Regions from separate parts of the Homo sapiens genome. Here region 2 is linked to region 1. A link is an interaction called in ENCODE POLR2A ChIA-PET data of the cell type or tissue named here. Cell type or tissue: GM12878. All regions are shown on one strand. Each heading gives the region's core, and the rest is flanking DNA. Links, peaks and the distances in the headings are about the cores only. Region 1 has its middle 150 kb from the start of LINC02550. Region 2 has its middle 86 kb from the start of ARHGAP20.

The links. Peaks named below come from ENCODE experiments on the same cell type or tissue, not always from the same donor. Only the 100,000 strongest peaks of a DNase experiment are listed, where the experiment ranks them.
Region 2: POLR2A ChIA-PET joins it to region 1 with 6 read pairs; 3 of 35 experiments call an interaction of 5 or more read pairs at or near these places.

Annotation. Positions count from the first base shown.
Region 1 is chr11:110,943,015-110,958,110 of GRCh38, forward strand. No RefSeq gene overlaps it. Among named protein-coding and RNA genes, the nearest start is that of LINC02550, 150 kb to the right of the region's middle. In GM12878, for the core only: no CTCF peak of the experiment used is centred there; a DNase peak (open chromatin) is centred at 8,857; H3K4me3 peaks cover 431 bases.
Region 2 is chr11:110,791,179-110,806,274 of GRCh38, forward strand. No RefSeq gene overlaps it. Among named protein-coding and RNA genes, the nearest start is that of ARHGAP20, 86 kb to the left of the region's middle. In GM12878, for the core only: no CTCF peak of the experiment used is centred there; a DNase peak (open chromatin) is centred at 6,423.

The sequences.
Region 1 (15,096 bases), core at 6,037-11,036:
TATCATGTTCTACAACTCTTCCCATTTCTGAACTCCAGTTGTATTTATTCTTTTGGCCCCTATAGGAGATTAAGATCAGAAGTCAGTCTTAAGCATGCTTGAAACAAAGGCATCTTTTGTTATGAGCTGCTGACGGAGTCCTTTACCCTTGTTCACCCTCCTGTATTTACAAAGCATTTCCACCTATGGGATCTCATCTGCTCCTTACAGAAGTGCGGCAATGTGTGTGTGACAAAGGAACTTATGTCCAAGGAAGTTTAGTGTCAGTTAGTAAGTCTTCTGGTTCCAAGTATCATGTTCCTTTGATGCCACCAGCCTTCAAAAGGAAGAGGAATAATAATAATAATAATGATAACAGTACTATGCCTACTACAAATAATAATACTAGTAAAATGAGCTCCCTAGCCCTGGATTTGAACACAAAATAATTATTTCCAGCTATGTGAGCCACATGATTCCTGTACTGTTTACATTAGTTAGTTGCATTTTATGATACTTGCCATATAAATTGTCCTAACTAAAGCCACATTAACGCATTTCAGCTGAACAGCAATCCTAGAAGAGAGATGAGGGCACACGGGTAGAGTGGTGACATAATTTATCATCTAGACTTGAATTCTTTGGAGAGTGAAAGGAGCCCTTGTCAATGATTACATCAGAGCAGGAGGCATAATTCTGAGCTATCCCTGGCAATTTGGGACATGAGAGCACTCTGCAGATATGGAAAGAAAGATTCAGAGAGTTTAGGTAATTTGCCTAAAGTCACACAGCTGCTAAGTGGTGTCTGTGGATTTAGACTGAAAAGAGGCCGATTCCAGAGGATGAAAATTCACCCACTGTGCAGGGCTGTATGGATTCTCTGTTGTGACGTGGATTTGGAGGCCACAAACCTCTTAGGTCCTAACTACCAATAGAGATGGGGGCCTTTCATGAACAAGATACAGGCAGGATTTTGTGGACAGTCAATCAGATGCCCTCACACACCTGGGTATCAACCTCACAGTGTGCCCTAGGACTGTGGTGCCATGATCCATGGGTGATGTCATGTGCAAAGAATTTTTAACTTAGTGAAGCACAATAATTTCCCCCATCTTTTAAGTGAAGCAATATATTACAAGAGCACTTCGTGAACTGTCAGACATCATATAGATTATTCATTCATTTACTCAGTCATCATTTATTCATTTATTCTTCATAGTATAGTGGTTCTCATGATAGTGTGGGGAGCCCTTCAGGTCACACAGCAGCTTCACCATGGCTTATCTGAGATCCTGTTCCTTGGATGATGTATTAGTCAGGGTTCTCTAGAAGGACAGAACTAATAGGAGATATATATCTATATATATGTGTGTATATATAGGAGTTTATTAAGTATAAACTCACACAATCACAAGGTTTCACAAGGTTCCACCATAGGCCATTTGCAAGCTGAGGAGCAAGGATAGCCAGTCTGATTCCCAAAACTGAAGGAGTTGGAGTCCATTGTTCGAGGGCAGGAAGCATCCAGCATAGGAGAAAGATGTCGGCTGGGAGGCTAGGCCAGTCTAGTCTTCACGGTTTTTCTGCTTGCTTTATATTCTAGCTGCACTGGCAGCTGATTAGACGGTGCCCACCCAGATTAAGGCCGGGTCTGCCTTTCCCAGCCCACTGACTCAGATGTTAATCTCCTTTGGCAACACCCTCACAGACACACCCAGCATCAGTACTTTGTGTCCTTCAGTCCAATCAAGTTGACACTCAGTATTAACCATCACAGATGACATGTGTATTTTCAGCTCCATTTCCCTTCATTATCACTCTTCTACCTTGCCCTGGGCTGGACCATGCTGAACTCTTGCTTTTACTTCTCTCATGGCCTTGGTATAGGCTGTTTCTGCCTAGAGTATCTCCTTCCTGCAGCACTCCATTCAGCTTGGAAAACTTTATCTTTCAGCTCAAATGTAACCCCCTCCAAAAATCCTTCCCCTGCCTCTCTAGACAGAATTCAGCGTGGGTTTCCTCTGTGCACCCATGGTATCTCCCTTACATCTCTAACACAGCCCTGATTCAGTTGTTGTCATCATTTGTTCTTAAGTCTGTTTTATTCATGAGACCATGAGGTTTACAGGGCAAGGACTGAGCTCTGGTCATCTTGGCATCCCTGGTTACAGCACACGAAGGACACTTGGCAAATGTATATTAAATGAATGAACATCGTGCTCAATGGCATTATCTAGCCTTGCCATCCTGCTCTTTAAATTTCTTATAGGCCATTGGTACAATAGCCATGTTTTGAACTCATAGAAGGCCAAATTAAATCTGGGCTATGCTAATCTTGAGGCCTCCATATCTAAAGGAAGGAGGAAACATATTCATAGAACACTGAATTGCATAGTACTTGGTGAGCACTCAGTAAATGTTCATGAATGAATAATCCATACAATAGTTTTGGGAGGTAGGTAGTAGTAATACCCCCTTAAAGATGAGAAAAAGAGGTTCCAAAAAGCTTAGTAACTTCCTAAGGCCAAAATAGTAGTAAGCAGGGGAGCTAGATTTGAACTCAAATCTGTTTGGCCCCAAAGCCTGTGTGTTTTTTTCCAAGCCTAAAGGAAAAAAGAAAAAGGCAACCTTTGCTGCCAGCAAAGGCTGAGGTGACAGCCTTGGGCTACCACCACCAGCAGCCTCTCCTCTGTCCCTAGGCACTGTTCTTCAGGGGCTTCTCAGTGGGTTTTGGGGAGTTCAGAGAGACAGGCAGCATTTTCCTTTAGAACCTCTGGCTCTTTCTCCCATACCCTCTAACCCACACAGACTTGCTTCCACTTGCCTGGTATCCTCAGCCCTGGACTAAGCAACCCTACCTGTGGCTCATTCCTTCAGATTCAACACTTGGCGAAGTAACCTGATGGACTCACCTCTATGGACTGAGTAATAGATGCCCCCACTTTTCTTAGGTGACATGCTTATATTTAATAAAGCTCTGTTCCCTGGAGACCAAAAATCCGTGCAGAATGGATGTAGCAGTTAGTGAGAATTCCAGGTGGCAGGTTGGGGTGGAGGAAGAAAAGAGAGAATCTAGGACAAAGGGACCTATAAACTTACCTCATTAGTGGGTGTTCACTGAATGCTCCCTTTCCCTCCCTCCCTGTCTCTCCCCATCTCTCTTCACTTGGAACATCACCCCCAGCCAGCAGCACTTTCTCAAGCTTTTTGTTCGGTCCCTGTCAACCCAGGGTCCCAGGAGGCAGAGGGAGAGGGAATACAGATGAGTTTATAATCAAGAGAAAGCTCTGCAACTATCCAAACCTCTACAGCAGTGACTTGGAAACAAACAAGATAATGTATAAAAGACAAGTGTGTTCACAGGAGGGTGGTGGCCTGTAAATGGAAGTGATTTGCCTGATAATACCAATGAGCTGGCACTTATTAAGCACCTACTGTGTGCCAGGAACTTCACAGTTTACATAATCCTGGAAGTGACTATGAGGTGAGAGCTACTGACGTACCCACTCTATGGATGAAAAAACGGAGGCCCAGAGAGGTTAAGTAGTTTTTAACCAGCACGTAAGTGCCATGTGACCTAGGATACATCACTATCTGAAATTGCATCTGGCTATCCACTCCCCTCCTGCTCACATTATTTTGTTTTTACTCATAATATCTCCATTTGAAATTATCTTGTTGAATGTTTGCTCTATCAGTTCCGCTCCTCTCTTCCCTTCCCACTCCAGGACAAAATGTACACTCAGTGATGGCAGGGACCTTGTCTGTCTTCTTAAGTGATGTGCATCCCCAATCCATGCACACACAATAGGCCCTCAGGAAAGATTTCAATGAAAGATATGATGGAGTTGGGATCTGAAAACAAATCTATGTTGATCTGAAAACAAATCTATGTTGCTCCAAGGTTTTTAGCCACTAGCCTATTTCACCTTCCTCGACTCTAGTTAGCTAATCTGCAACATGGAGATAAAGGCACCCAGCTTCCATGGGAGTGGGAATGTTCATAAATGCCCTCACACTTTGCCTGGCACATGGAAGTGACTCTAAATGGTCTATTTAGTAATATTGTTATTGTCCCTTCTTTCTTGAAAACATCCTGTTTAGCATTAAAGACTTTCCTATGCAAAGCAGAACTAGCACCGACTGAGTTCATCTTAAACAGGCTGTTCTGAAAGGAATTTTCATAAGAAATGAAAACATTTGGCTTCTATCAAACTCTGGGAACACCCAGAATTCTATGAACCTGGGCCTGGGCCTGGGTCTTGGCTTAGGGACCTGCCTGTTCTCAGTCGTCACACAGTGTGAATGCCCTAATGGGCCCCAGGGGACAGCTGCAGCCAAGAGGCCTCATTTCTCACACACCAATCTTCTCAATGACCAGATACAATGGCTTTGCCTGGCCCTTCCCCAGCCTGCCCTTCCCTAGCCCAGGAGCACCTTCGTCCCCAATACCCAGACTCTGCAATCACATTCCAAAGTTTTCAGGATTAAGAGTCCTGTTGTCTAAGTCTGTGTCTTCAAGTTACCAACTCAACCCATTTGAAAGAAAAGGCATTTTCTTTACCAATATCTTTTCCTTGCCCTATCCTCCACTGACTTTTTAACTACATTTTCCAGCTTGGGGGTAGATTATCTTTGCCAATTTTGGCTTTGAAAGAGTTAGCTCTCTGGAAATTGGACCCTCCAGGAGGTATTTTAACTCTTTCAAGCCACAGGAGACCTTTCAGTGTTTAGTAGCTGTCCTGCTCATCTAGATAAAGCCAGACCACCCAGGCCAAAGCTAACGCTTGACTCTTCCTCCAGCCAGGAAGTCTCTAAGAAGAGAGTGGGGAAGGGGTGCTCAGGGGAGGGGGCATAAAAGTTTGCATAAACTCATTATGAATTTTGGGAGCTAAGACACCAGTGTTTAGGCCATAGATTCTCAGTCCATAATTCCTTTGATCAAGGAGCACCCTCTCGCTGAGAGGTCAATTTGAGAATAACCAAACAAACAAAAAGGCAATATAAGTGTGGGTGCCACAAATCCCTAGACATCAGAGGACAGGGATGTCAGTGTGGATTGGAATAACTGAGGAAGACTGCATGCAAGTGATGGATCTTAGAAGAAGCATTGGAGACCAAATGAACATCAGGTAGATAAAGAACGGAGAGGACAGTCCAGATAGGAGGATCAGCATAAGCAAAGGCCGCAGAATGGAAGTGTAGGGGTGGAGGTGGAGGTGGAAAACAGAGTACGTAATTGGGGAGGGTGGAGAGACTTGGCAAAAGCCAAAGTTTCTTGCAGAATAGTGGTGAGAAATAGGGCTGGAGAAGGACACAGCTGTTCAGCATATGACTCAATAACATTTACTTAACCTAGTTCCTTGCCCCTTGAATGAGAGATGGAATGTTCTTCATCTTGAAATAGCAATTTGGGTCACAAGTGAGGGATTTTGAAACCATACCTAGGTTCAAGGAAGGAAACAGATAGTCCTTTGCTAGGCATTCTTTTGCTTGCCCTTTAAATATTGGTGTCTCTCAGAAGTCAATCCTTCCTTGACTTCTCTTTCTGAACATCCTGTCAAGGTAATTACATCTACTGCCATGCCCTTAAACTGCCACCCATATGCTACATCTGCCAAGTCTACGTCTTTGCCCCTAGTCTTTCTCTTGGGCTCTAGACCAAGAGACTTTTGGAAGTGTTTTCTAATCACTTCAGTATCTCTGTATTAGTCCATTTTCATGCTGCTAATAAAGACATACCCGAGACTGGGCAATTTACAAAGGAAAGAGGTTTCATTGGACTTACAGTTTCACACAGCTGGGGAAGCCTCTCAATCATGGTGGAAGGAAAAGAGGAGCAAGTCACATCTTACATGGATTGCAGCAGGCAAAGAGAGAGCTTGTGTAGGGAGACTCCCATTTTTCAAAACCATCAGATCTTGTGAGACTTATTCACTATCATGAGAACAGTATGGGAAAGACCTGCCCCCATGATTCAATTACCTCTTACTGGGTCCCTCCCACAACACATGGGAATTCAAGATGAGATTTGGGTGGAGATACAGCCAAACCATACCAGTCTCTTAAATTGAGCATTATCTTCTTGCTAAGACCTACTTTACTCTTGAATTTCCTACCTCTCTTAAAGCTTCCTTCCTTCCTTTCTTCCTTCCTTCCCTCCCTCTTTCCTTCTTTCCTCCATGAAGCATTAATTGAATACTTGCTATTTTCTAGAGACCACATTAAATGACCTTTTGCCTTTGAGGAGCTCATACTATAGTGGAACAATTAGATGAGTTCAATAATTAATTTCCATTCATTTAAAAGCTGTTTCTGAAATAACTATGTATAAAATAAGTATCCATAAAACACTGAGATAAATAGAGGTAGTCAAACAGTAGGCTCAAGAAAGACCTCCTTGGTTAAATGTAATCAGAGCTGAGTCTTTAATATTGAGGAATTAATTGGACAAAGAAGAGAAGACATAAGAAATAGTGTTTGAATAGGACACAAAGAAGAGTGAGCAAGTAATTTTTGAAAAAGAATGCTCATAATAACAAAAGTAATGGCTAACATTTATTTAGCCTTCACTATATACCAGTTACTAAGATAAGCACCTCACATGTTTGCTTTTAATCTGATACTCAGTATAACCTCAGAAATAGGTAGCAGTAGCTTACCCATTGTGTAGTTCGTAATATTGAAGTCCAGATGAAAACACTTGCCCTTGAACTTTTGTGAATAAGTAGTTGAGCTGGAAACCTAAGTTTCTCTGGCTCCAGAGCCTGGATAATGGAGAGGTGCAATAAAGAAGGTTAGGGCAGTAAGCAGAAGCAGGATTCTAGAGGGTCTTACATGCCTTAGGAAAGGGATTGAGTTTTATCTGGAAAGAAATGAGGAGCTACTCCAGGCCTCTAAGCAGAGAAGTTACCTGAGGCAAATCTCCATTTAGCAAGGTCACTTATGGCAAGGAGTCCAGGATGAATTGGGGGTTGAGAGGCAAGACTGGAAGCAGATGGCTCCATTAGAAAGCTACTGTCAGCCGGGCGCGGTGACTCAGGCCTGTAATCTTCACACTTTTGGAGGCCGAGGCAGATGGATCACCTAAGGTCAGGAGTTCCAGACCAGCCTGGCCAACATGGCAAAACCCTGTCTCTACTAAAAATACAGAAATTAGCTGGGCATGGCGGTGCACTCTTGTAATCCCAGCTACTCGGGAGGCTGAGGCAAGAGAATCACTTGAACCCAGGGGGCGGAGTTTGCAGTGAGCTGAGATTGCACCACTTCACTCCAGCCTGGGTGAAACAGTGAAACTCCATCTCAAAAAATAATAAATAAAAGAAGGCTACTGTCATAGTCCAGGTGAGCTTCATGAGCCCTGGAGAAAGAGGCAGAATGGAATGACTCTGTTACACTTGGGATGTCAAGGGAAAGGGTGGGTCAAGAACAGTGCTGAGGATTTAAGAAAGTCAATTCACTTTTTTAAAAAAATATCACTCATTTCATAATTCAGTCAACAAACATTAAGTGTCTGCCTTGTGCTAGGACCATACTAGGTTCTGGGGATAAAACTGACCAACAACATATAGTCCATGGTCTCAAGGAGCCAATACTCTAATGATGGAGCTAAATAAAAATCATCACAGGTAATAACTGTGAGAGAAACGTACAAGTACATCATACTGGGCTTGGGGAGGCTGAACCACAAGTAGGCTCCCTGAAGGAGGGAATGTTCCTGATTCTTCTCTTGATTGGTAGTCTCACATTTCTAATGATCAACTGGTCACCTATGCTGGCTGTTCCTCAGACATTTCTAATCTATGTCCAGAATTAAAATTGAACCCATGCTCTCACCTCCAACATACATTCCTCCTCTCAGGTATCATATTTCATGTCCCGATCAAATTATTCATAAAATAAATATATTCTTTGAGCATCCATAAAGTGCCAGGTATTGTATCAAGCAAGCTTAGATAATTCCAAATGCAAATTAATATTTTCACTTTGATTTTAAAATAAAAAAACAGAGGTCATGGGCATCTGAATTATGTTTTCTGAGACAACATCACAAAACTTAATCTAAGTATTATTAAGAACACTAGCTTTCACATGTTTGCATTTTTTAGCACCTGTAAAAATTATTGTCCTCCCTGGAATAAAATGGATGAACAGGGCTCTAAAGCATGTTTTACTAGTTGGAAAGCAGAAACACCAGTCTCCTGCTGCAGGGCAAAGTCCACTGTGAGGTGAGAGTGACATTGTTCACCCCTTAAGATCTAGCTCCAAATGGAGGAAGCAGGCAGGGGGTGTCAGACGGGCCCCATGCTTCTGCCACCATTCAGCCTGGCCGGACAGTGTATGATTAGAACAGCTTGTGATGTCCTCGTGATAAAGACTGAGATATTTAATGGAACATTTCTACTGAGCACAGCTGGGGATCTTTCACACAGATCTACCCTCCTCCAAGGCTGTTCAATCTTTGTGTAAAGGCACAATTCTCAGCAGAATCTGTGTGATTAACCAAAGAGGGGAAAAGTGGAGGTAAAGAAGATTCTAGGGACAATACAGGAAGGCCCAGAGAGGGGTGTCTCCCACAGAACTGACCACAGAGACTTGTTCCTAATATGCGGTCCATAAATGCTCACTGAATGAATGAAAGTGAATGCATGGAGGGAGGGTGGCAGGAAGGCTGTTCAAAAGCTCTGGGCTGGAGGGACGTGGCAGAACCCATTACAGCTTTTCAATAAGGTGGTTTCAATTACACACCTCTTTCTTTGACTCACTGGTACTTTATGCCTGAAGTACTAGGGAAGGGGAAGAACAGAGGCTGAAATGTCACAATTGGCCCTAGTAGATTCTGAGATAAGTGCTCTGGGGGACTTTTGCCAAATTTGCACTCCATGAGACACCATGAGAGAGGTCTGAGCAGCTGCAGATTTCTATAGAGAGTTCCTGTCACTGAGCTAAACTGTGGAGCTCATATTTCCAGTGCTGTAGCAAAGGAAAGAGGTGACTGGGAGGCAATTTCCAAACATAAGATCCCATACAGATGTTTCTAAACAGTGCTCCCCAAATCCCAAGACCCCAAGGGAAAACCCTGGCTGCTATAACCCAAGTGCCTTTTTAAGGCCCACGGTGTACAATAGGCCTTGAAAAGTCAGTACCAGTACACTGAAAGCTCATGCCCCAGTTAACAGAAAGAACCTCATTTCCACATCTATTGAGATATGTCATCTGTGTCAGACTCATTTAACCAATGAATTAATCCCAACTGGAAACATTTACTGAGCTTCCAACATTGACAAATTTTTGTTTCTCTTCAGTCCTTGGTTGAGTCTGCAGCCAAAAGTCAAAGCACAAACTTGCCTTTAGAAAGTGAGTTCTTGATTCTAAAGCTCATTCTGAAAGAGAAAGCACTTTTCTCTCATGAGCGATCTTGTTCTCACAAGTTAGATAATTTAGATAAGTCTCTGGGGTTTGGAAAAGCCTGGAGAACACTCCGCAGTCCAGGGCCATTGAACAAACGGAACTGTTTAACCTTGTAAAAGTTTGCACAATTCTCACCATAAATATGGTCAGAAAATGGGAGCTTAATTTTCAGATGCAAAGGTTCTAGGCTGCGGGCCCAGAGCCCAGACACCCTTGTGGGAATGGTGGTTACAATAGGCTCGGAGGTATAAGCAGGCCCTGGAAAACATTCCAGTTGGAAAGACATGAGTACTGATGCGGAGGTCACAACTAGAGCTTACAACTGAAACAAATGAAGGAAACATAACCATCTCAATCTCATGGATGTCTCTGAGGCCACTGGTCACTGCACTGCTCCAGGTTGCCTGTGTAATCATTGCGCATGAAGTGCAGGCCCCGCCATTTCCTCCTGGCCTGTCTTGCTGGACTCCTAGACCAGCTTTTCACAAAGGGTGTTTTTGCTGCTACTATTCAACAAACAGTGCTGGGCAGAGGCTGAGAGGGTCAGAGCAGCTCCTGGGCCAACCAGGCCTGCAGGAAGGAGGAGGGTTATGTATGAGGTCTCAAGAATCCAGGTTCACATGCAGGTTTGATTCAGTTTCCATCCTCACAGCAGGACATTCTCCCGTGTTTTCTCTCCTTAGAAGTGATTTTGATTTCTCTCTTTTTAGTTTAACTGCTGTTATTTAGTTGATGCTACATTTGTTCTTACTGAAGTTTGATAGAATTATAATTCCTAACAGTATTTTCAGAATACAGTTTTGATGTAATTCTTATGAATATATTATTTACATTTCATTGGAATCATAAAGTTAGATAGCTTAAAAGTAGTGTATTCTGGCTGAAGGAAGAAGTCCATCCTTACTTAAACCATCACTGAAGGGTTGTGGTGGGGTCCGCCTCTCTCTGTTGGCTGAGCTGGTGCTTGGAGCACAGGCAGGCACAGCAAGGGCTTGGCTCCCAGGCCCAAAGTGAGAACTAGCTCACCGTGGCAATGGCTTTAGTGTCTCAGATGTGGGTAGAGACCCATTACAGCCACAGAGCCTGAGTCTGAAATGTGGGTACCTGTGGAGTGGCCACAGCTCCAGGATTGTGGCACGCATTGGGTTGGGGGAGGCAGTGGTTTCTTTCTCAAAGCAACCAACAGCATCCACTTCTTATGGAAGGAAGGGGTTACCTGGTGGGAATGGCCATTGGTTACCTCAGTGTCAAGAGATGTCACTGTCCTCTGGGTAATAGGTCCTGGGACGATGTTGATTCCCCTCACTTGGCCAGTAGCCTCCTCCTTTGTTCTTTGTTCTTAGGATGCCCTGGCATCTCAGGTATACCGGTCTCACCAGCAACCCTTTCTATGTGGCTCTTCTTCATTTTTTTTTCACCACTGTGCTGCTGCTATTCTTCAATGAGCCTCTGAGCCTTCTCTGAGATATTTTGTTTTGTGAATAGTGATCTACATTTTTTTTTTTTTTTTTTGTGGAGGGGATGAAGGCTAGTATCTCCTACTCCACCATCACTTACCTGAATAAACTTTGATTGGTTTAATCACACACACACACCCCTAAACAACAATAACAGCATCTCAGCTAAACGCAGCAAACTTTTATGAGTTTAGCCCTACCTAACTTCATAGATCACTTTAGGGCAATCCTTTGTTTCTTAATTCACAACCTTTTTCTCACTTTTGTTATTTTGTTCAGGATATTATTCTTGCTGCTTAAACATTTCTCAACTTTATGCAGTAAAAAATAAAAAGTTTCCCTTTATGGCCAAAGAGGAAAACAAAGTTATTCACTGTGTCTCTAGTTGTTTTTCATCACACAGTTTTTTTGGGATCCAGAGCTTAACATTTTGCCAGAAACAGAAGTTGGTTATTTTATTTATAAAACTCTGTTCACTTAGCACTTTAGTAAATATAAAAATTAAATGTACAAAAATATTTAAAAGAAGAATGTGAGAAGGCTGATGGAGAGAAGAAGAGCAAAGTCACAGAAGCACGACTGGCCACACATATGCCGTGACTACAAATTGTGAAGCATTATTAGAGCATCAAGGATAAGGATGTAAGACGGGGCTGGGAAGGTTAGCACAGCACAAGGCATTGTAGGTCTCTATATAATTGGGTTCTATTTAAGGGAAAGAAGAAAATGTGTGTCAGAAAGATCATCCTGTCTAGACAGGGGAGCCTAGGTGGGTGGGGCAGGCCTGAAGGTTGGCAGACCAATTAGGAAGTTGTTGCTATAACCCAGATGAGAGAAAATTGTCTTTAACTAGGGCACAAAATACAGCAGTAGGTACAGAGGAAGGAACAAATTCCAGAAACATTTAGCAAGTCTAGAAGAAGAGGCATTGTGTCAGTCTGTTCTCGCACTGCTATAAAGAAATATCTGAGACTGGGTAATATATAAGGAAAAGAGTTTTAATTGGCTCACAATTCTGCTGGCTGTACAGGAAGCATAATGGGGAGGCCTCAGGAATTTTCCAATCATGGTGGAAGGCAAAGGGGGAGCAGGCATGTCACATGGCTAAAGCAGAAGCAAGAGAGTGAGGTGGGTCAGGGGGGTGGTGCTACATGCTTTTAAGTGACCAGATCTCACAAGAACTCACTATCTTGAGCACAGTACCAAGAAGGATGCTGCTAAACCATTCATGAGAAATTATCACCCATGATCCAATCACTTCCCACCAGGTCCCACCTCCAACATTGGGGATTACATTTCAATATGAGATTTGGGCAGGGACACACATCCAAACTATATCAGGCATATTCCAAAAAACATTCAGCAAGTCCAAAAGAAGGGGCATGTTCCAGAAACACTTAGCAAGTGTAGAATAAGTGACATATTCTAGGAACATTTAATAGGTAAAATCAATGGAACTTAGTGAGGAGTCAAGAATGGTTCCCGGCTTCTCATGCAAGTAATTGAATGTATGAGGGAGCGGCTGAGATGGGGAGTTGTCGAGGCTGAGGAGCAGGTTTTGAGAATAAAAACTAACATTTTTTTTCTCTTTTGCCATAAAGGGAAATTTTTTATTTTTACTGCATAAAGTTTAGAAATGTTTAAACAATGTGCAATGAGGAGGGGGATGGCATATATCACAATAAAAGACCATAAACTAGGTCCACCCACTCACCCATAGATGAGTTATGTTTTAAATATATTTGATGTGATACGATTAACTTTGGACACCTTCCATGTACCTTGCACACCTTTGATCTCTGCTTAGGCCCCACATCTCAGCTTTGAATTCTGTGTCCTGAATTGACTAACTATTTTATGCTTTCTGCTTGTGATCTGGGACTGGCTTCTCAATTCTGGATCTCAATGTATTGGTTATAGGGCATTTATTTGGTGGTTGCAGTTTCTGAGTATGTCTTTGACCTGAATGTGTGATTTGTTATAATGATGACTTCCTTGTCTCGTGGTTCTCTTTGAGCCCCAGTGGCAATCCCTATCTACAGAGGTTAGGAGGAACTACTCTTAAGGGAGTTACCCAGGCAGTTCTGAGCTGCCTCTTTATAAAGGAATTTGAGAAGGGAGGGAATATATCTGGCTGTTGTACCAGGATACTTGTGGGTTTCCCTGGTTATTTATTTGAAAAACATCAGCAGACATTGATCAAGTGCCTGCAATGCACCAGGAACTAGAGATTAGCTGTGGGTGAGATAAGCATAGCCCCTGCCCTCTGTTATTTCATACGTTAGTTGGAACAAGAGACAAACAAGTATACTTAGAAAAATAAATCCTCCTTCCCTTCCTCTGCCCTTTCAGGGGTTTGCTCTGGAGAGGGGATGATATCTCTTGTACCAAAAGCCATTCTCATATAGAAATTCAATGAGATGGGTATTTGCCTAAGAATTAGTTCTGACCCAAGATTTTTAAAAATATTCTTTAGTTTCATGTTTTCTATTTCTTCTTAGTGTTTCTGTAATGAAAGAAAGTATCACTGGTAGGTGGGACTTTGTATTGGACTGGTAGGCCCTTGGGGGTGGAAAGTAAACATCTGTCTTTGCTTCTTAGAATGCTCCCTCTAAGGGGATGGTGTGGGCCATGGGGGTAATGTTGTGTTTCTCTTTCCTAGACTCTTCTGTCAAAATTCCTGAGTGTGAGAGTGCATGCAATTGTGTGTGCCTGGTGGCAGTGTGTACATATCCTCTTTGGAGATACCCACAGAAGCCCAGAATATTGCAGGGAGAAGGAGAGGGTGTCTCTTCCATTTAACGTAGTAGAGCGATCTCAAGGGAACATTAAGTAGACTGTTCTGCTGAAGCACTCATTCTCCAATTCCATGCCCCCGCAACCCCAGTTTCTACAGATTATACCAGATGAATAACCTAGGCTGTAAGACACATATTGATGATGACTCTTTTGCCCCATGGATAAGGGAAAGGACAGATTCTCCTTTCCACACTGAGCTTAACTGAAAAATTTCATCAAAGAACAAAACAAATTTTGCATCAAGCTTCTGCACATCTATTAGCATCCCTTGATAGCAATATCTAAGATAACTAAGTCAAAATATTAACAGCACCTACTTCCATGGCCTCCTGAAACACAGGGCAAACCATTTGCTGCTCCCAGGATCATTCTCTTGGTGACAATTTTCTGTCCCAAGGGATCTTTCTCCTACAAATAATAACCACCACCAAAAATCTCATTTTAAAAGAAAGTAAGGAAGGAGGAAGGGAAGTGAAAATTGGTCACAATCAAAAAGAAAGATGGTAGGAGACGTCTGATGCAGAAGCATGTGAATTTTGGAGGCCATGCTGACCTAGCACAAGCTGCTAATGAGGAATGTCTGCCTAGAAGTCTGCCACTTCCTCTGGAAGCCAGAGTAGGGGCTGCACTGCCTTGAGGGGCTGCCAGGATCTATGAGGCAAAGCCCATTCTATAGAAGGTAGTGGGCCATTTGTGGATCTTAGACAAGCTATTTAACCTCACTGTGCCTCAGTTTCCTCATTTGTAAAATTGGGATAATAAACCTACCTCATAGAATTTTTAAGAAAACCAATTAAATGAGTTATTATTTGTAAAAATTTTAGAACCATCAGTGCTTGGCACATAGAGTGCTGAGGAGTGCTTGTTCAAAAGTAGGTCCATTCAGTGTGCCGAAGTCACTCTCATGCAGAGCCATGAGGTACAGCAGCGGGCAGCTGAGTTGCGTTTAAGGACCCCCAGACCTGCCTGTGGCCAGCACTCTCTGAAGCAATGGGCCATAAGGCAATGTGCGATGAGGAGGGGAATGGCATATATCATGGTAAAAGACCATAAACTGGGTAGGTAAGGGCTTAGAGGGCTGCACAACTTATTACTCAATTTGCAAGACTGAGATTCTAAGGTGATTTTAAGTAGCCCCAGGTTGATAAATCCCTCCAGTGCTCAGATCATCCCTTGGCCTCTAAGCTACTCCTAGAGCAAGCCTGAGCCATTCTTTTTATTGTCCATATGAGAGAGGTTCTAATCTGTTTGAGCTCCATAAATACTTTTCTAGTTTTGCAGTCACTTTCTTTGTCAACCAGATAGGTGTCCAATAAATTCTTGCTGAATGGCTGTTCCTGCTATAAGAATCCTGGTTTACAGAAGAGACAACCACAGATTGGGAGAAAATATTTGCAAACCATACATCTGATAAGGGGTTAATATCAAAAATGTGTAAGGAACACAGACA
Region 2 (15,096 bases), core at 4,022-9,021, 150 kb before region 1:
CGCACAAATAATTAGCTGGATTCACAGTTGGAATATAATATTTTTGTCTATTTTTTCCCTGCTGTATTCTCAGTACCTAGAAAAGGTACTCAGAAAGGGCTCAGAAAATATTGAATGGATGAATTAACGAATAGGGTTTTGTTGCTTGATTGTTAAATAAATAAATTATCATGTTAGGACTTACTGTTGATGCAGAAATCATCATGGAATATTGAAAAGACACTGAATAAGTGTCTTCTCTCTACATTCAGTTATTCAGTGTGCTTAGGTTATAGTCCCAGATCTGCCACCAACTAGCTGTGAAACTTTGGGCAAGTTACTCAATCTTTCTGATTCTGATTATGAATATTTATATGAAGTTAATAGTAATTTCTGTGTATTGTGATGATTGGCATGTGATATTTATACAAATGCTTTATGAACCATGAACTGATACATAAGTACATGCTGGTTGTCATTATTCCTATGGTAAATGTTCCTCACATTTACTGAGATTTAAAAAATAAGCATGAAGTTACTTGGTTTCACGTCAAGAATTTTTGAGGTTGGGCAAGCAGACTAAGAGAAAAATAAGAGACTGGAGAGAGTGAAAAAGCCCAGCTCTGGGGGCCTAATCTGGTACACTTTGTTTTGGATGTGCAGTACCAAGCTTTTGCTGCAAAATCAAGCTATTTTTAACCTCAAGTAAGCATAAAGAATCTTTTTTAAAGTAGGGCAACCAAGATAGTGTGTTACCCTTTCCAATAAGCCTGCCTAAATGAAATATTCATCTTTTATGTCAAAATAAGAAGTGATATATATAGTTGAGCACTAAGAAGGGATAGAGTCTTCTGAGGGTGAATCCTTCAAAAGTCCTGCATATAAAATAACTATAGCAGAAATATCCATTAATATTGAATTAAATTTCTACATTGTAGATAAATGAGATTTTCTCTTTTTTTCTTTTATCTCAGACTCTCATGAACGGGCAAAGGCAGAGGTGGTGATGTCTGAGAGAAGTTTTTTACCTCCCTGTTTCCAGAGTAGTGCAATGGAAAAAACACCCCTGGATTTGTGCTGCTCAAAATTAATAGCTTTGGCCTCCACTTTATCATCTGTAAAATGGATTAATAAGAGAATATTGTCCCACTCCTAGTGGTGTAAGAATTAAGTATAATAATGTGGGTGAAAGCCCTGTGTAAACTGTACAGCGGGATGCAGATGCTGATGTTATGAGATCAGGATCAAGAGACCGAAGCTCAAAGCAAATGTGTGTATTTGTATTCTGAGAACCAGACCCTGGGGAAAAGCATGAAGTGAGCCTTTTACCACTGACTTCTTCCTGTCGCCCGTGCCTTTTTTTGTTGTTGTTTGTTTGTTTTTTTGTTTTGTTTTGTTTCCGAGACAGAATCTTGGTCTGTCGCCCAGCCCAGAGTGCATGGCGCGATCTCGGCTCACTGCAACCACCACCTCCCAGGTTTAAGCAATTCTGCCTCAGCCTCAGAGTAGCTGGGATTACCGACGCACGCCGCTACGTCCAGCTAATTTTTGTGGGGTTTTTTGTTTGTTTGTTTGTTTTAGTAGAGACGGGGATTTCACCATGTTAGCCAGGCTGGTCTCAAGCTCCTGACCTCGTGATCCGCCCACCTTGGCCTCCCAAAGTGCTGGGATTACAGGCGTGAGCCACCGCGCCCAGCCGCCCGTGCCTTTTATGAGGTCTTCCTTCTTTCTCCCTCATCTCATCTTTCTCATGTGTTCCTGGCACTTCCGTTTAGCCACTTACTGAAGGTCTTCTTCAGCACAGACTTGGCAGTTTTGTTTCCCTGGAACCGAAGTCCCCCCTGCCCTACGCATCTATCCTGTGTTCCCTTTCCCCCACAGTTTTGGCCCTGGCCTCTCCTTCCTAAAGCAATATCAAGGACAGCAGAGGGGGAGCCCAAAGCGTTATTTGGCTTCATGTTCACTCAGAGCCGCAAGTACTGAGTTTTGATACAATCTCTGGTTGAGTTTTGCATGGTCACAGAGATCCACTGATAAGACTGAGGAAGAAAAGGTCCACCTTTTCTTTAAAAAGCTAAACTAAAGCTTTAACTTTTTTACAAGTTGCACACAGGTGTTTTGACATTTTTACATATGCCAGGAACCATTTGGAAAAAGCACAGGCCTCTCTCACTCTTTGACAAGGTCTGGGTGATAGAGTTACTATGAGATCATTGTTAATAGATGCTCATGGAGTAGTGTCTATGGTTTTAATTCCGTGTTTCATAGTCACAGTGAGAATTTCAATAGATCAGTTAGGAGAAGAAACAGTGGATTCCTTAAGAAAAAAAGAGGTGTTTAAAAACTTTTTTTAAAAAATGAAGTATGAATAGCCATGTATGGATTGGAGCTGGAACGGAAAGCCAGCTCTAGGGGCCTTCTGCCTTCTTGACTCTCTCTTTTGGCCCCATATAGTTTCTCTCTTACTGTCTCAGCTTCTCTCCACATTCTTTTCCATTCGCTTCTCCGTATTTCCTGAGCCAAATTCCAGAGGAACTTAGCTTGGCTAGCTTAGCTCATTCTACTGCCATTGTTGGGTGAGACCCTTTGAATAAAGCCACCCACTGGTTTCCGGTCCACCTACTCTTGATTCAACCAGCAACCAGTGCTTTGTGGTGAACAACCTGGCCCTGCCTCCGTGGGAAGAGCTGAGAGTCTGCAGGTTTCCAGTAGAACAGAAATATGAGTAACAGATCCAGGACACCAAAGTGTCAGGTCCCATTGAGCATGAAGGAGAGAAATTGCTTTGAGCAGATCAATGTCTCAGCTTGAAAGGCCCCCGCAAGACACAACTGCACAGCCCCATTTCCTCCCACCTCTACCATGAAAGATTGTTCCTGCAGATTAGACATAAGTCTGTCTCTCAAATATGTATTCCATTTCCCAAAGACTCCAAAAAGTGGGCAAATCATTCTGGTCTTGGGGCTGAAGTGGGAAGGCTCTTTTTTCTTTTTCTTTTCTTTTTTTTTTTTTTTGAGACAGGGTGTCTCTCTGTTGCCCAGGCTGGAGTACAGTGGTGCTATCTTGGCTCACTGCAGCCTCTATCCCCTGGGCTCTAGTGATCCTCCCACCTCAGGCTCCCAAGTAGCTGGGACTACAGGTGCACCACCACAGCTGGCTAATTGTTAAAATCTTTTTTGGTAGAGGTGGGGTTTCTCCATGTTGCCCAGGCTGGTCTTGAACTCTTGAGCTCAAGCGATCTGCCCGCCCTACCCTCCCAAAGTGCTGGGGTAACAGGCCTAAGTTACTGTGCCCGGCCGGAAGGCTCTTTCATAAAAATAAAGCAGCTCAAAGGAATTCACTTAAGATTGTTAGAATTTGGATCCAATATTGAATTTTTTTTCCATCTCAAATCCTAGATCCTATTCTTCCGCTTGCCAGTTGTGGAACATTGAAAAAGTTATTTAAGTCTCAGTGGTTTCATCTGTGTAATGGCCGTAATGCTAGTATCCACTTCTACATTTTTGTGAGGATAAAATGAGAGAGCACATGGAAATGCCAAGCTTAGTTCCTGGCACATAGCAAGTATTCAATAGATTTCACCTGTTTTTATTGCTTCTGCTTGATTGCCTCATTTATTATCTCTCCAAATATGTCATTTAATCAACATTTTTTGAAGGCTTACTCTGAGAGATATTTCACTGAAGCACTTAAGGCACCCCAAAATTACTTAAAATACCCAAAATGAAAGTGATTTAAAAATTTTAACAACCATCTTAACAACCATTAGCATTTACACTAATGTTTTCAGCAAAGTCTTTCTCTACAAATGCAGAATCTTATTATATAATATGAGTAAATTCTGGTATGCTCTAAGCTACAAACTAAATAATCTTTTTAAGTTTATAATTGTGAATCTATGTAACTGAGATGGAATTTTATTCAAAAAGTAATTTTTAAATAATGATAAAAGTTCATAGCATTGAAATAGATTGAGAAATTGTGCTGAAAGAGACAATGTCAAACTTTAGAAAGCACACACAGCTTAAAAGTTATGAATCTGTGTAATTTTTGCATGACATTTCTTCTCAAAATAAATATAACACTTTTTTTCTCTTGAATGAAAAATTCTGTGCTAACTCATATCCTCCCAAACATTTCTTGCCCACAATAACTTATCAGTGTGTGTACAGGATGGAGGAAAAAAATGCTAAGGAAGTAGTTTTCAGTTTCAAGTTTCCAAAGGGTTATTATAAACAACCATCAGTGTGTTTGAACAATGGGGCTTTTTAGTTAATTTAATTTTTTGCTTACCTTTGGATTGGCCTAAATACTTTTTCATTTTAATCCATGCTAAAATGCACTGGAGTATGGTTAACATAAATGAATCTTAGATAGTTTGGGGCGCTGGGTCATGAGCAAGAATGCTAATTCTCACATAGGCATTCAAAAAACTTTTGTTGACTGAATGTGCTAAACTGTACATGTACATGGTCCATGGGCAGAGGATGTGTTAACTGAAGGACATCTCTAGAACAAGGCTTTCAAACATATTTTAGAGAAACCCACATTAAAAAAAATTTTTTTCTATCACAACCCATTACCAATAAATATACGTGTGTGTGTGTATTCACATAAAGAGTTGAGACAAAAATTTTGCAAAAATATAACTACCAGCTACAAAGTATTCTGATAATTATCTTTTTAAAATTGTCTTTCATTTTTCAAAAGGGATGCTATTTGTGACTTACTGAATTGGTTTTATGATCTACCAGTGGATTATGACCTGTAGTTTGAAAAACATTTTTAAAAGCATATTTCTTACATTAGCATGCGTTGTTATTTTGCATAATTTACCTAAGCATTGAACCCTGAGAAAAAAGCTTTTGTGGTTATTTTCTTTTGTAGATTTTTCCAACTTTGGAAAATTGGAACTAAATTTCTTGGTTAATACTGATTTTTAAATTTAGATTAACTTAAATTAGCTTTTGGTTACTGTACTTCAAAAACAATCTATTCCAAAGACCTGAATTTAAAGAAATTGCTTAAATTTGTTTTACCAAAGTATCCAAACATGAAATAATAGGTTTACACCTATCTGAAACATGAAATAATTCAATGATTAATGAAAGCCTTTAAAAAATAGGAAATTATTAATTAGGGATTACAGTAAAAATAATGACCTTAAAGTGTCTGACATGCCGGGCGTGGTGGCTCACTCCTGTAATCCCAGCACTTTGGAAGGCTGAGGTGTGAGGATCCCTTGAGCCCAGAAATTCGAGACCAGCCATGAGCAACATGTTAAGACCCTGTCTCTACAAAAAAGTACAAAAATTAGCTGGGCGTGGTGGCGCACACCTTGGAGGCTGAGGTGGGAGGATCACTGGATCCCAGGATGCAGAGATTGCAGTGAGCCAAGATCATGCCGCTGCACCTGGGTGACAGAGCAAGACCCAGTTTCAGAAAGAAAAGAAAAGACAAGAAGATTAAAAACTAATCTGAGCCAGGTGAGTGGTGTGCACTCGTAGTCTCAGCTATTCAGAAGGCTGAAGTAGGAAGATCGCTTGGGTCCACGAGTTCAAGACCAACCTGGGCAATGTATCGAGACACTACCTTAAAACAAAACAAAACAAAGCAAAACAGCAATCAAAAAAACCCAATATGAGAAAAAAGTACCTCATCAAGCTACTGAATAACTTGAGCACACTCTAGCATCTGTTCTGTTGCTTATTTGTTTTTGCTTTTACTGGCATCAGGAATTATTTCTATAGTTCCTCTGGTATGTTCCCCTGACATGGGATATGCCAGGCACATGTTCTTAAAAACAATTTCTTAACATAAAGAAATTTCGCATTTCAAATCCTTAAGAGTTGGAGAACTTAAAATCTCATACTGGAATGAAAATTGCTTCTTCTGCTTTCAAAGGCCTTTTGATTAAGGGCTTACTTACTACCCTGTCTCTACTAAAAATACAAAAAGTTAGCTGGGCATGGTGGTGCACGCAGGTGGTCCCAGCTACTCGGGAGGCTGAGACAGGAGAATCGCTTGAACCCAGAGGCCAATATAGTGGGGGTGGGGGACAGAGATGGCTCTTAAAGGCAATGATTTGGCCAGTTGTCAGGTTCAGGAGAGTTCTATTAAGGAGACAAGCTCCCAGGTGTTTATTGGGTGCCTATGGAGTTTTAGCCAGTCTTCTGCTTCTAAAACTATTAAATATTAAGCTACCTTGGGATGCATTGCAGAACCTCATTTTATTTTTCCCCTGTGGCTTCCATGTGGCCCTTTATATGGCCTAAGTGGGGCAGTTATGAACCACATCCCCTCTCACCAGGCACAGTGTGTTCCTGGTGCCGGAGAGGTGGTGGGGCAGGTCTGAAGTCTCATGGGAAGCAAATACTCAGTCCACATTGATTCCCAGGCCTGACTCAAAAGGGCTGTGTGATTTGAGGAATTACCCTCATTGTGCTTCCCCATTCTCAGAGAGTAAAACCACAGGGCAGTTCTGGCTGACGGGTTTGCACCTATCTGGTGTCTGCTCCACTGTTTCTGTCATGTTGAGTCACAGGGCATTCATTAGTGACTGCCTTGTGCAGTGCAATGATGTAGTGAGGAGTCCGTAGCCCTGGGCCTGAGTGGGTTGATCCTGGTGGGAATTTCAGTTGTGGAGCACTGGCTCTGTGAGGCTGGACACATTACTTTAGTCTTCCAAGCACCTTAAGTTTCTTCATCTAGAAAATGGAAACAATAGTATCTACCAAGTAAGCTTGTTGAGAAGATTAAATAAAAACTAACAAGTGGCTGGGTGCAGTGGCTCACGCCTGTAATCCCAGCACTTTGGGAGACTGAGGTGGGCGGATCACTTGAAGTCAGGAGTTCGAGACCAGCCTGGCCAACATGGTGAAACCCTGTTCTATTAAAAATACAAAAAATCAGCTGGGCGTGGTGGTGCACGCCGGTGGTCCCAGCTACTTGGGAGGCTGAGACAGGAGAAACGCTTGAACCCGGAGGTGAAGGTCGCAGCGAACCGAGATCGTGCCACTGCACTCTAGCCTGGGTGTCAGAGACTGTGTTTCAAGAACAACAACAACAGCAACGACAACAAAAGCTAACACGTATCAAAGGCTTGTGTGCCAAGTACTGTTCTAAGCACTTTTTAGCTTTACATGTGTTAACTCCATGAATATTTACAGCAACTCTATGAGGTAGTTGCTGTCATCATTTCCATCTTACAGAGGAGGAAACCAAGGTTGATTTGCATAAGATCACACAAGTAGGAGGTGGCAGAGCAAGGATTAGAATCCAGGCAGCCTGACGCCAGAACCTATGCTCTTAATGCAAAATATTCATGTAGGAATTTAGGAACATAAAACTGTTTTAAAATGGTTCTACTGCATCCAAAATTCATTCAATGAATATTCCACAAATGTTCCTCAGTGCCAACTGGGTGAGAAGCCCTGTGCCAGGTGCTGTGGGGAAGCAAAATTAAGTAAGACATCGTTGTTACATATAACAGAGAAGAAAGATTCAGTGGCACCCCTACAAGGGGAAGTAGTACAGGGTGATTGCTGCAGGAATTTGGGAGTGGGGGTTGGGCAGAGATTGGGAGTTCTGGTGTTGCCTCTGATTGGCTGAGGGTGGATAAAACGAGGGGAGAGGTCAAAGATATTGCTGAGACGTCAAGAAGGGTGGAAATCTGTCTGAAAACCAAAAGGATGAGAACTCAAAAAAAATGGTGATCCCATGAACAGCATGGAGGGATCCAGAGGCACTGGAGTGGCCAGGAGAGGAAATGCCAAGGTCACCTGAGGACCTCGTAGGACTCTGTGAGGTCCAGTGGGGTGGCAGGTGGTCCTGGTCATGCTCAGCTTCTCTGTATACCCCGAATTACATCATATAGACAGTGCTGTTATTGAGCTGAACATGCAATACGTGCTTGTTCGTCATTAATTCATTCCACAAGTGTTTAATCAGCATCTATTTTGTGTCATGTGCTCTTAGGGTCTGAAGCTTTCTCATCTCAGAGTTCACATTTACTGTGAATTTGGAGAGGGAAGCCTTTTAATCTATTAGTCTTCTAGGTTTTATCTTTTTCTTTCTTTTTTTTTTTTTTTTTTTGAGACGGAGTCTCGCTCTGTCACCAGGCTGGAGTGCAATGGTGCGATCTCTTGACCTCATGATCCGCCCGCCTTGGCCTCCCAAAATGCTGGGATTATAAGCCTGAGCCACCACGCCCAGCCAGTTTTATCTTTTTCTTTCTCAGTTTTATACACTGACTATCGTTACTGCTAACTCCTCACATTAAGGGTGCCCAGGGCAAGAGCGTAAGTGGAAGTCTAGTTACAAGGCACGTTTTAATTTTTAATTTATAAATCAGGATCACAAACAAGTAAAAAATGTTCTACCCTCTTACTTTGATAAAAATACCCACTAAGGACTTGGAAGGCCAGGTTGGAGTTTGTGATTGTCAGTTGGCTTGGAGAAGCGCACCAAGACGTGGCAGTTCGGAGGGACAGTACTGGCCGGTGGCCGCTTCCTGCTACACAGTAAGGGACCTTGGGAGCTTGTGTGGGACCATCTCTGCCTGTGAGTTTGAGCTTTGTTCACTCCCCATACCCCTCTACTACTTCTTTGCCATCCTCTGGAACTAGAGCAGTCTGCCCTTGACCCAAGAGAGAGGCTGCAATTAGCCTTAGAAGTAGGATTGCCAGGCGTGGTGGCTCATGCCTGTAATCCCAGCACTTTGTGAGGCTGAGGCGGGAGGATCGCTTAAGGTCAGGAGCTTGAGACCAGCCTGGCCAACATGGTGAAATCTCGTCTCTACTAAAATACAAAAATTAGCCAGGCATCATGGCGGGTGCCTTTAATCCCAGCTACATTGGAGGCTGAGGCAGGAGAATCGCTTGAAACCTGGAGGCAGAAGTTGCAGTGAGCCGAGATCCCAGAAATGGGGACACAGGCTCTGGGTGGACATGTCCTTTTTGTCTAGTAGGGAGAAATGGATGAAGGAGGCCAGAGGGTGGCCTTTAACTTGTGGAGCTGAGGTTAGGGCCCCACTTCCCTTGTGTTCAGTAGTAGCACCAACCAAATGGAATCTTGTCACTTGTACCCTTGCATTTCTCAGGTCAATAATGACAACATGTATTTTCCTACAAGTTGCATGGTCACTAGCCTACCTCTTGAAACCTGTCCTAAAGTTTTCAAATACTCATTTTTGTAGACTTTGCCAAAAAAAAAAAAAAAAAAAAGCAAAAGCAAAAGCAAAAAGGTAGTCATGACTCCAGTCTTATTGAAGGCAATTGCAAAAAAGAAAAAACAAGTTTCAGGTTTTTAACAGTCAAACCAAAACCAAAGAAGATGGGCTTCATTTTGCTGCAAATTCTGTAGACATTGCTTTTACACATAAATTCAGGGAAACCCCTGATTTGCATTATTACATTTTTCAGTTTTCTGTAATTTATTTCCCTTTTGATTTCTCCTAATCATTAATTTCCTATATTTGTAATTTGTCTTCAGTTATTAGAGCTGATTTGTAGCATCCCATCATTTGCTGTGGATCTCCATCTGAAAATCAGAAAACAGTTTTTTTTTTTTTTAAATGTGACTAATGAGGGCTTTGCCAATTCAAACGATGCACTGCATCCATTATGCTGGGCATTGCTCTTACCCCTAGAAATATTTGAATAAATAAGACCTGATTATTATCCTCAAATTGCTCAGTCTGGTGGTTGAGACACATAAACATATCAATTATAATAAAGCACAATAAGTGCTACTAGAGGGGGCTATGTGAGGAGAGAGGACTGCAAAGTTGATCTACCTGGGGGAGTCCGCGAAGATTTTAACAGGGAGTTGGCATTTCAGCTGGGGCTTAACAAGGAGCAGGAGTGTGCCAGACAAGTGAGAAGACCATTATTGTTCATTTTCCTTGTGAATTATTTATTTTTGCTACTTAATTATGACTCATGAGATATCTGGGCATTATATTCCGTTGCCCATAAATCCAGATTTTCTATGTTTTCTCATTTTCAGCCCAGCATTTCACATTTGGGAGATAGTTTCTTAGGTAACTCTCAGTGTTAACATCTATAAAATGGACCTAACAGTGCCTACGTATAGACTTGTTTTGAGGATTTAAGGCAACAATGTGTCTAAAGGCCATGCACTGTGCCTGTGGCTGAGCCAGAATGTGCTTGGACACATGTCATGGAACTTCAACTCTTGTGGTTTAACCAAGTTGGAATTTGTTTTCCTGGGATGTCAGGAAGTCCTGAGGAACATATAGGACTGGTGCCTTGGCTCTCAGATAGGGCCAGGGTCTTGAGCTCCTGCTAACTTTCTGCTCTTGGCCTTTTCACACTTGTTGAGTCATGGTCACGAGATGGCCACTCCGCCTCCAGCCTCCTGTCCAGTGCAGGACGAATAAAGAGGAAGGAAGAAGGTAGTGCCTTTGTCAGGAAAAGCAAAAATTTACCAGGAAATCTCTATCAGACTTCTGCTTATGTGTCAGAGGCCAGAGATTTTTGACATGGCATCCCCTGATTGTAAGGGAATCTGAGAAGGCAAACATCTTTACTGGGCATTTTGGCATCCTAAGCGATACTGGGGTTCTAAATTTAAAAGGAGAATGGCTATTGTGTAGGCAACCAGCAGTCTCTGCTACAGCCTGACACACAATTAACACTCAATAGTTGGCTATGGGTTTGGAGTTGAGGTTACGTTGCTCCAGATCTCTCAGGGGATTCAAGATGACATCTGGTCTACAGGCATGTATCTTATTCTATTACTATGAATATATTCTCAGTAAACTATATTACATTCATTTGTTAATATGAATAAGTATCTATACATGCATATTATAAACTATATTCTTCTGGGTTTATATAAAATATTATTTTATTTTACATGAAACCTTTCTTCCAAAGCCTTTCGGGCCATTTTAGGAGACTCAGTGTATTTTATAAATTTCAACCTCCTTTAAGGAGCATCATCCTTATGTTCTATAATTGTCATAGGGTTGTTATGATCATACCCCCTCAAATGCTTTCACAGAAAATTATTTTTCTTCTTATGCCTAATGCCAGAAACTGACATAGATATCTGAGCCAATGGTCAGTGTCAACTCCAGAAATAAATGTTGTGAATTTTCAACATGCTGTGTAATCCAACCTTTCTGAAATGACTGATGCTGTTTTAAAAGAAAGAAGTAATCACAGTGTATGCTGTGCTTTATGACTTGTCATCATTGTGGATCAGAGGAGAGATACTGGCCAGATCTTGGACTTGGCTGAGTCAAATAGGATCTGAGTACCGAGTTGCTGTCCTCTGTGTGAAGTGGCTCACACACCTTCAGCTGGAGGACCACAGTACGTAGGGATGCTGGTTGTAAGATTTCATATCCTTACTTTGCAGTCCTCTGGCATTTACTGTGTGCTATAGAGCATAAAAAGATGGAGGACATATGATTGCCATGAAGGTGGTAGAAGGTGGTTAAAGACATAGCCTTTGGTTCGGTCCTAGTTTACTCTGCTTTGCCTCTTTCCTCTTTAAGCGTCAGTTTCTTCATGTGTGGAGTGATGGTAATTAATACCTACCCCTGTAGAGTTGTTTTAAGGATTAAGAAGAGATGATACATAGAAAGCAGTTAGCACAGAGTCAGTATTTAGGAACTTCTCAATAAGGGAAGCTATTACATGTTATTACTATCAGATCAATGAACTTATTCATTGGTGTGAAAAGGCACCTACATAAAAATAATGGAAGGTTAAAGTAAAAACAAGGAAGATATAGCAGAAAACATCTATACAAAAATTACATCATCATGTTGTTGATTTTATGTAAATGTCTTGGTTTGAATCTAATTGCTACATCTACAGTGACCTAAGTATCTAGTAGGTAAAATGAAAATTGTTTGAAAAATCAAGTTCTCACAATTATGTAGATAAGTTCTATGAAATTATCTAGATATTGATACGTTAATATAATAGCAAATCACGACATGATATACCACCCAGCTCTACTTCTTACCTGTACTCAGCTCCCATTCTAACTGCTGTGCCTCATGGGAGGGAGTATATGCTGTTTTGATTGATAGTATGGGCTTTCTAGTGAGGAAGACCTCATTGAAACACTGGCAATTGCTGAACTTTTCTGCATCCTTTGTATAATTAAAAACAGAATTATCTACCTCAGTGTTGTAAGAATGTTTTGTTTTGTTTTTTTTTTTAATTATACTTTAAGTTTTAGGGTACATGTGCACATTGTGCAGGTTAGTTACATATGTATACATGTGCCATGCTGGTGCGCTACACCCACTAACTCGTCATCTAGCATTAGGTATATCTTCCAATGCTATCCCTCCCCCCTCCCCCCCCACCACAGTCCCCAGAGTGTGATATTCCCCTTCCTGTGTCCATGTGATCTCATTGTTCAATTCCCACCTATGAGTGAGAATATGCGGTAAGAATGTTTTAAGAAAATGCCTCTTAAGTCCTTAACAAAGTGTCTACCATATATAAAGCAGTTCATAAGTGGTTGTTATTTTTATTATTGGAAATTTATGCTGCATTCCAATGAATGACATTCTAGTCTTTCACTTAGCTTATTAATAATGTACTCAAGCATCTTGAAAGTATTTCTATGAACAAGATGCAGTTTATATACAATACAGATGTTTACAAATCAAGCATTGGTTAGATCAGCATTTCTCAAAATGTGGCGCAGAGCTCCCTGGGGGTCCCAGGAACTCATGTACAGGCATCTCTGAGACACTTTCAGGGGATCTGGAAGATCAACTTTTTCTTAATAGTATTACAACATCATTTGTCTTTTTTATTCTCATTCTTTCATAAGTAGACAGTGGAGATTTCCAGAAGCTACATGATATGTGATATCATAGTAGATTTAATGCAGAAGGGGATATTCAGCTACCTTCTTTTATTTATTTATTTATTTATTTATTTATTTATTTGAGACGAGTCTTGCTCTGTCACCAGACTGGAGTGCAGTGGCGCAATCTCGGCTCACAGCAACCTCCGCCTCCTGGGTTCAAGCAATTCTCCTGCCTCATCCTCCCAAGTAGCTGGGACTACAGGCACACGTCACCATGCTCAGCTAATTTTTGTATTTTTAGTAGAGATGGTGTTTTACCATATTGGCCAGGATGGTCTCAATCTCCTGACCTCGTGATCTGCCCACCTCAGCCTCCCAAAGTGCTGGGGTTACAGGACTGAGCCACCGCACGCGGCCCAGCTGCCTTCTTTTAAGCCAGGTTTTACAACACTCCAAAAATATAAAACAATGCCTCTCTACACTAAAATTTTTTATTTTAGAAAATATAATTATTTTTCATAAACAATTATTTACTTTACATATAATTGGTTTATTATTCTTTTGAAATAAATGGATAAAATATTTTATAATTTCTCAGTTTTAATTTGTAACATGGTAAATGTTGACAGATACAACTCACATAAACAAAAACTCTTTAGAATATCCAATAATTTTTAAGAGTGTATAGGAGTCTTGAGATCAAAATATATAAAAACCGCTGGATTTGATCATATGGAATATTATGTAGTCATTAAAAAGTCACAGAAATATATTTGTTGATATGGAAAACTATTCATAATATATTAAGTGAAAATAGCAGCTTACAAAATGATGTGAGATATTACCCTATTCTTGCTTAAGATGTATATACATATAAATGAAAAGATGATTTTAAGTATTTTATGTTTGTTTTGTCTGCATTTTCTGTCTTTTCTCATAATGAAGATTTCTTTAACAATAAGAAAAAGACAGAAATAGATAAAACTTGATTTTGAAAAATAATTCAATTCACAAAGGATCCATTAGTTGCTGTAAGCAAACACTTATGACTCTGAAGATGTATATTTCTTCCTCTATCTGACTCCAATAAAACAAATTATTTGAAAACAATACAGTACAAATTCTAATCAAATTTTGCTGCATATTTTTGGGATAATTTGAAATAATTAAAAAAAAATTCATTCAAAAGAACGTTGAAATTTGACCAAATATTTTAAAAGCAACTGAACCAAATGTTAAGATTCTGGAAAGGCATAGTGTTGTGAAACTAGAACAAGTTAATCATGGCTTAGTCTCATGTCCTGTTCTGAGATTAATTTATTTATTTTTCCTCTTCTTAATACTATACAATGGTGACTTGTATCATTCTCCAGTCGTATCATGTGTATTTGTTTTATCAGCAGCAGATTATATGGTCTTCCAGAGCAGGAACCAGGTCTTAAAATTATTTTGCCACAATCATAGTACCCAGCAGAGTTCAATGTATAGCAGGCACTGAATGAACACTTGATAAAAAATTTAAGTGTTTCATCTTTCTTGCAGTCTTTTTTTCCATTAACTCATTCTCATTCCATATAAAAGCCTTTAAATGTCTTCATTATTGTATCATAATTTAAGTCTAGAGGGATCTAAAGAGTTCTTAACAAAATAGCCCTGCAGTTTTAAAAAAAAATCATCTTCTATGATCAGATACAGATATTTATTACTTAAAAACAAAATAAAACTAACATGATCCTCTCACTGATTTAGTAGCTAATGATTTCACACTCTATGGTGCTAATTGCCTTATTTATGTCTATTTTTCCATTTGAAATACAAGCACTAAAGCAAATATATGAGCAAATTGAGGCTATCCTGAAGAACAAGCAGTCTTCTCTAACAGCTATCATGCTCTGATAATTTCTAAAAGAGAAGGGAGTGAGGCAGAAAACAGCTGTAGGTTTCAAGTTCAAAGGACTACTAGCCAGTCATGGGGCTGCAGCAGTGCCTCCCACAAGTGAACCTGTGCTCTCAGGGCAGTGGTAGTGGGGATGGCAGGTGGGTTCAATTTTCAGGTTGTAGCAACATAATTTGGTGATGGCTGGATATGAGGGAAAAGGAGGAGCTGAGAATGAAGCCAGAGGTCTAGCTTGGATGACAGGAGATTGGAAATGCCATCAACAGTGTCCATAAGGCATGGCGAGGAAGTGCCTAGAATGGACTTAGATAAGGACACATTGAGTGTAAGTTCAGTTGGGGACTCCTGTGCTATGTGAGTAGCTAACTTCTGAGAATTTCCTCTCCATTAATGGTTATTGTCCTCCTGCGGGC